3 separate regions of the Homo sapiens genome follow, and regions 2 and 3 are each linked to region 1. A link is a loop called in an ENCODE intact Hi-C map of the cell type or tissue named here. Cell type or tissue: mammary epithelial cell. All regions are shown on one strand.

Region 1 (2,500 bases):
GCAGTGAACTTGACATGATTAGCTGGCATGATTTTTTCTTTTTTTTCCCCCAAACATTGTTTTTGTGGCCTTGAATTTTAAGACAAATATTCTACACGGCATATTGCACAGGATGGATGGCAAAAAAAAGTTTAAAAACAAAAACCCTTAACGGAACTGCCTTAAAAAGGCAGACGTCCTAGTGCCTGTCATGTTATATTAAACATACATACACACAATCTTTTTGCTTATTATAATACAGACTTAAATGTACAAAGATGTTTTCCACTTTTTTCAATTTTTAAACACAACAGCTATAAACCTGAACACATATGCTATCATCATGCCATAAGACTAAAACAATTATATTTAGCGACAAGTAGAAAGGATTAAATAGTCAAATACAAGAATGAAAAACGCAGTACATAGTGTCGCGAACTCAAATCGGCATTTAGATAGATCCAGTGGTTTAAACGGCACGTTTTTGCTTATAAAAAAAGTGCAAAAAAGATGTGGTTTACAAGTTAAAGCTACAGAATCCCTTTTTGCTGTAATTGCACCAGTTTTAAAGCCTCTGGACAGAGCAGTATTTCGTTTAAAACTTTGTTTTTCTTAAAAGCTTACAGTGTTTGGCTAATTCTCCTCCCCTTTTTACAAGACGGGGGCCGGAGGGTGGACACTGGTGGCAGGTTAAGGGATACTGTCACTTTAAGAAGCCTGCAGATTGAAGTGTAAACATGGAGAAATTAGGGGCTGATTTTTTAAACTGTGTGAGATATTAACCAGCCGCCCTGTTATAAAATCAGGAAATCCAAACAGCGATTTACACCGATTAACACCCCCTTTATATATTTTTTACAAAAATACACTGAGAAAATAATCAAACGTTTTCATCTCTCTTGTCTTTTTTTGTTTTTTAAAAGTGTCAAAAGTCTACATTTAAATATAAAAAATTAAAAGTTAAAACTCTAGCCCTTCAGTGAAGGAGACGTAAAATGGCGTGGGTAACAACAACTACCAAAAAAAAAAAAAAAAAAAGAAAAAAAAAAGAAAAAAAGGAAAAGGAAGGAATAAAGAAATAAAGGAAGTAAAAAGAAAGGAAAGAAAAAAAGGGACAAAAGAAAAAATATGTTTGGCCAGTATAAATACGTCCACATATAAAATGGCATCTGATTACATTTACAAGGAAAAAGAAATACGAGGATGGAGCATCGGTGAAGGAAAAAAACACGTCTTCTCATTTACACCTATAAGGAATAAACACACACACTGAGAAAAAATTTGGTCCTGAATTGTTTTTTTAAAGTCCAGCACAGATTTGAGTTGCGTTTGAATCCTTTAAAGAGTTAAGAATGAAAAAAAGCTGGTGATAATTTCGTTGTAGGAATCAAACATAGCGCCATCTATCTGCTTTTTATATTATCCTACACTATTTTAAAAACTGCTCAACAGTCTTATACAGAAATCTTTAAAAGATAGACAGGATAACATGCTATATTAACCCCACCATTGAAATAATCCAACACCATCACGATTCCGATTAAGAGAAGAAAAAAATCTTTTTTTTTTCTTTTTTTTTCTTTTTTTCTTTTTTTTTTTCCGAAACCACTCGCCCTCCACTGACTGCCCCTGTACCACATCAAACAGTCTCCTCTCCTCCACGCCTCCGGGGTCTGGGAAGTCTCACCTCACTGATTTCACGTAGAAAAGAAGGCGGAGGCCCAGCAGCCGCCGCCGCCAGCTCCCCAACGTGCAAATCCATTTCAGTTTGACCGTGAACCCCCTTCCAGTTCGTGTCCTCCTCCGCCCCCGCCCCTAGCTCCCGCTGCTGCGCTTCCAACGGGGTTCTCGGGTCATTTCCTAGCGCCGGTCACACTGGCTGGCCTCCTCCCCTCAACATCTCCTCCTCCGGCTGCAGAGGGGGCAAGGGGAAAAGAGGGAGGAAAAAAAAGCCCCAAACGGGAATTCGCCTGCGTGGAGTCTCTCAGTCCCGGCGTTCCCCCAAAACATCTGCCATCGGCCAAATTCGTCACCCCGGAGCCTTCTGTCTTCATCACGCGTTTAAAAAAAGGGGGGGAGGGGTGCGCTGGGTTCTCCCCTCCTTTCTTGACCAAGAAGCAAAATAAAACAAAACCAAGGTGGTGATGCAGGAAGGGGGAGACTCCTTCAAGTCTCTAGAAAACTAACTCGCCTTCTTGCTGGGGGTGCAGACAAGTCCGGAAGCTCGTTGGAAGGGGGAGGGGGTCTCTTCAAGCAAAGGGGAGCAAACTCGAAGTCGCTTTTTTTTTTTTGCCATCAACAACAACATCAATAACAACAATCACAGGTCGCCCCTGTCTACCCTCTTCCTCCTCCGCGTCCCTCCGGCTGGGCAGAGTGGGTCCCCGGCCCGGGAAGGTGGGGGATGGGAGCGCGGGTCCAAAACGCCGCCGCGCTCCTTGATCCGACGACGAGAACGCGGGCGAAGCCAGCCCTGCTTACTTTTTCTTTCTTTTTTCCCTTTTCTCTTTAAACTCTTCGT
Region 2 (2,500 bases), 270 kb before region 1:
CTCAAATCTCGGAGGCGGAAGTTGCAGTGAGCAGAGATCACGCCACTGCACTTCAGCCTGAGCAGCAGAGTGAGACTCTGTCTCAAAAAACAAACAAAAAACCTATGCCCTGAATTTTCAAAAATATAATGAGTCAAAATTAGTACTACTCAATGGGCTCAAATTAGGCTCAGCTTAGGGCTGCATGCCTTTGCACTTGCACAGCTGGGCTCCACCCCTTCAGTCCCTGCCTCAAAGAGGGAAAGACTTCAGACAAGTCAAGGCAGAGGAGATGTGTGCACCAGGCAGCAACAGAAAAAACTATCCCTGGTGATTATGATATCCTCCAGGCACCCAATTCTGAGACCACAAGGAGTGACGATTTACCACGTGTTGTGGGAACAGGCTTGGGACTGAGATTGACATGAGTTAATTCAGCTGTGGCACTCAAATCCACATATGCACAACCATTGTGCAGTCCTGTGGCTCCAGCAAATCTCAAGATAATGAGGGAAACAGTGCGACATACAGAGAAAGGCACTGGACTGAATCAGAAGACCTAGATTTTTCTTATTGACTCTGCTGGCTAATCTCAAGGGAAGAGGCAAATCACGCTCTCTCTGGGACTAAATTTCCTCATCTGTAAAATAAAGAGCAGATGCTCTTTTCTGGCACAGAATTCTCACTGACATAGAAACTGAAATTCAAAACCATTTATATGTCCCCCTACGTCTAGCACAGGGAGCCCCCAGGACTTTTTAGCCAGAGAATTCATGGGCTTCTAAGAAGACTTAATACAGTGGTATTAGCAATGGGCCTAGGTAGGAAACACTATTCTTATGACCCTATCAAAATATCACCTAAAATTAAAAAGTAAAAGAAAATTTTGTTTTAACCACTTCACACTCAAGCACGTGCAGGGTGAGGGCCATTAGCTCTCCTCCTCGGTGCCAAGAATCAAGTCTCTCTCAACATATAGCAAAGCGAAGCCTTCCCAAAACCCTTACTATTGATGCAATGTGGTTGCATCAAATTTCAAATTTCTCATCAGACTGAACTCGCTGGCAGAGGACTCCCAGCAAGATAACTTCATTCCACCTGGTAAGCCACTTAATAGAATGACAGGAGCACCATTCTTGTGTGGTGTTGGGACCTGTGTGTGTTACGTGTCTTCCTAACTAGGCTCCCAATAGCTTTGGGGCAAGGAATAAGCCCATCTCTATATTAGGGATGGCATTTAACAAGGTGACTCAATACCTGTTAAGCAATAAAAACATTAGTCTGCACAGAGCCTGAGGTGCAGCCTACCGAGGTAGTTCAGTTCTTCCATGGCGTCCTGTAATCTACTGAGTGGGTGAAAACTGTCCTGGAATGACTTCCCTTAATAACTTTCCATCCCACTTCCACTCTTTCTCAATCTCTCCTTCCTTTATCTCATTCTGCCAATACCTAGATTTGAACCTCCCACTCAGGATGAAACACAGATGGGACAGTTGTTCTTTTCTCTCCCTCTCTACCCTCAAGCCTGATGTGTTTGCTTCTAGGTGTAATTTGAATTCTGAGTCATCCATCAAAGATGGGAACTCTCATAGTAGGAGGCAGAGAAAGAAAAAAGTTGGCCGGGCACAGTGGCTCACACCTATAATCCCAGCACTTTGGGAGGCCGAAGCAGGTGGATCACGAGGTCAAGAGATCGAGACCATCCTGGCCAACATGGTGAAACCCCATCTCTACTAAAAATACAAAAAAAAATTAGCCGAGCGTGGTGGCACGCACCTGTAGTCCCAGCTATTCAGAGGCTGAGGCAGGAGAATCACTTGAACCCAGGAGGCAGAGGTTGCAGTGAGCTGAGATTGCACCATTGCAATCCAGCCTGGGCAAAGAGCAAGACTCCGTCTCAAAAAAAAAAAAAAAAAAAAAGTCACTCCAGATACCTTTTTTTCCCCCAAGTCCTAAATCTATACAATCAGATTTAAATTGAAATGTTCTCTCAGACCCAAAGGAAATGGGCAGTTGGCCAAGATGATAGCACAGCCCTAGCAATTGGGCACAAAGAGATAAGTCGCTCCGTAAGAGGGTACCTGGGCTTTATCACAACTCAGAAAATGCACTCAGGGGAAAATTGAGCTCGATCTGGAGAACCACTTGGTCCTGCAAAGAACTATTACAGTGAGAGTCTTCACAAGACTATCACCTCCTCACTCCTTTATTTTTCAAACCTGAAGCAACTTTTGCCTTCTTGTTCACCAACCTATTATCCTCTCTCAGCTTCAAAAGCTAACTGCCCAAAAGCTACATTTTCTCCATGAAGCCAATTCCGAATAGCATTCCCTAGGAGTGCTCTGCTTCCAAAACTTAAAAGGAGCCAAGAAATCTCAAGCCTCTGAGATTTAACAGCTTTGTGTGGTATGCCTGAATTGCCTACTCTCTTTAAGTCAAACCATAATCCCCCCTTTAAAATCTTGACAGTGACAGAAAAAAGGATTATATAAATGATAAAACCTATGGTGCTGATACATGA
Region 3 (2,500 bases), 640 kb before region 1:
TTTTAATGATGATGACCAAAGCATACTCATACAGTCATTTAAACAGGTGAGGTGATCATTATATTGCTCCCCTGTTTAAACAAGGTTTTCATTCATTTAAGAAATATAACATGGCATGATGCATGTTTGGAAGAGATAAGACATGCCTCTGAGCCACCATCTGAGAGGGTGAAGGCAGAGACCCATGATGTGAGAGGAAAGACAGTGATGCAAAATGTATTTTATCTCAAAGAAGCATATGCCTTGAGGTCTTTTCATTGAAAGTGTTAAAGTCCAAGGGAAGAAAATAAAACTACAGAGCCTTTTTCTTATTTTCCTCATCAATATGAAATGATTTATCTTACTTGCCTTATGTTTTACGCCATAAATAGAAAATCTTGATAAAATAACTGTGCGAACAATTCCAAATAACTATTTCAGATAAGTTAGGAAAATATTATCTATTGAATCACTCTGATGCCATTAATATTGAAATGAGTAACATCACACAGCCCATCTGAATCACTTATCATTTAAGTAAAATACACTGACACAGGATTTTGCATTTTTCCTCTGTAAGAAAGAAGCATCAGTGGAAAGCAGTAGAGGAACATAAACAAAACAGACGGTGTTAAGAAAATAGGTGGCCCCAGAATCTGTGTGAGAAATCTCAGACTCACACTCTTGGCACCGTTCCCCCTTGTGCCTCTTTGGAAGCTCTAGCTCCTCCAGATCTTGGCTGTTCTTTTTCCAAAAGACACCACTCATCTGACTTGATGTGAAAACCCACCCTCGGGTCATTATCACCAGGTAATGGCAAATGCAGAGAAAACCCTATGTTTCCAAATCCTGGATTCTCTCAGTCCCTTGGAATGTGCCACTTTTCAGGAAGTGTTCAGGTCCCTTATGTCAGTACGCTCCTCACCAGGACTCTCAGCCCTACCCCATGCAAGTTTGCTGCACCTCTCTGAATCTGAAAGCAGGTTAGCACAGCCTGATCTTTCCCAAGTATGGAGAATCAAACCACAGCCTCTATTTCAGTGAGTCATCACTCCTCTTCTTGTCTATTCCATGTCTAGGAAGATTTGTTTGCTCTTGTTACTCACCAGTCTTGTACCACCAGACAGCTTGGCTGCCTCTCAGTTATTTCATCTGTTCAACTAGCGTTTGGTCATTCCCCTCATCGTGATGTGCAGCAGATGGCTTGGGTTGTCCTCCTTCCTGCCCAGCAGAATTGTGTTACAATAAGCATGACTTCTGTGCCTGTCAGCTAGCAGTGCTCCAAGCCACCACTTGCAAACTCCCTTCATGCAATTTAATGAGGATGTTTCTTAAGTAGTTATCTCAGTCCGTTTTCTGTTGCTTATAACAGAATACTTGAAACTAGGTAATTTATAAAGAAAGGGAATTTATTTCTTAAATTATGGAGGCTGAGAAGTCCAAGGTTAAGGGACTACATTTGATGAGGGCCTTCTTGCTGGTGGGGACTCTCTGCAGATTCCCAAGTTGATTCAGGGCATCACATGATGAGGAGGCTGAGTGTGCTAGGTCAGATTTCTCTTCCTCTCTTACAAAGCCACCAGTCCCATTCCCATGATAACCCACTAATCCATTAGCTTATTAATCTATGAATGGATTAATCCTGCCCTCATGACCCAATCATCTCTTAAGGACTCCACTTCTCAATACTGCCACATTGGGGATTAAATTCCAACATGAGTTTTGGAGGGGACATTTAAACCATAGCAGTTGTGCTGCAACAACTGACTATGAAACTCAGGAGTGTAGTCTCTGGCATATAACAGTCTGAGACAGTTACACTGCCATCTTCCTCTTGACTTAACTCCGGTCTGAAATTCAACTTGGCATGCCCCATATGCTGATATCCCATAAAACATGCTATATTCTTTTATGTGGTTTTCTACTCTATGCCAAGCAAATGCCATGCTATTCATACAAATTTAATTTAAAACAATGCATATTAGTCCATTTTCATGCTGCTGATAAAGACATATCTGATACTGGGCAATTTACAAAAGAAAGAGGTTTATTGGACTTACAGTTACGTGCCTTGGGAGACCTCACAATCATGGTGGAAGTTGAAAGGCACATCTCACATGGTGGCAGACAAGAGAAGAGAATGAGAGCCAAGCAAAACGGGTTTCACCATATCAAACCATCAGATCTCATGAGACTTATTCACTATGAGGAGAACAGTATGGGGGAACTGCCTCCATGATTCAATTTTCTCCCACCAGGTCCCTCTCACAACACATGGGAATTATGGTAGTAAAATTCAAGATGATATTTGGGTGGGGACACAGAGCCAAACCATATCACTATGCAAAATCATTTATTCTTTCAAATATGCTTTTAATATCATACATCAACTTAGAGCAAGAAAACCTACCATATAGCTAGAATAATTATTGGGAAAAAATATTGAAAGACATTGTTTTATTCTACCAATCTAAACTTGTGTTTCTCACCACTGGGAGTATATTAGAATCCCCTATGGGAC

Evidence for each region. A loop is a pair of places that touch in the nucleus more often than their neighbours do. Peaks named below come from ENCODE experiments on the same cell type or tissue, not always from the same donor. Only the 100,000 strongest peaks of a DNase experiment are listed, where the experiment ranks them.
Region 2: a loop joins it to region 1, with 8 times the contacts of the local background. A loop is called at or near these places in 4 of 110 quality-filtered maps.
Region 3: a loop joins it to region 1, with 5 times the contacts of the local background. A loop is called at or near these places in 8 of 110 quality-filtered maps.

Annotation. Positions count from the first base shown.
Region 1 is chr6:21,596,040-21,598,539 of GRCh38, reverse strand. SOX4 (SRY-box transcription factor 4) reads right to left here. Exons shown (of 1, transcript NM_003107.3): 1 at 1-2,500. Among named protein-coding and RNA genes, the nearest start is that of SOX4, 3.5 kb to the right of the region's middle. RefSeq lists an enhancer at 2,029-2,228. In mammary epithelial cell, CTCF peaks have their summits at 1,363 and 1,823; DNase peaks (open chromatin) are centred at 1,979 and 2,059; H3K4me3 peaks cover 2,500 bases; H3K27ac peaks cover 2,474 bases.
Region 2 is chr6:21,868,302-21,870,801 of GRCh38, reverse strand. The region is part of intron 4 of CASC15 (cancer susceptibility 15); the gene reads right to left. Among named protein-coding and RNA genes, the nearest start is that of CASC15, 200 kb to the right of the region's middle. In mammary epithelial cell, no CTCF peak of the experiment used is centred here; DNase peaks (open chromatin) are centred at 301 and 1,221; H3K27ac peaks cover 1,232 bases.
Region 3 is chr6:22,235,403-22,237,902 of GRCh38, reverse strand. No RefSeq gene overlaps it. Among named protein-coding and RNA genes, the nearest start is that of PRL, 60 kb to the left of the region's middle. In mammary epithelial cell, no CTCF peak of the experiment used is centred here; a DNase peak (open chromatin) is centred at 1,002; H3K27ac peaks cover 1,553 bases.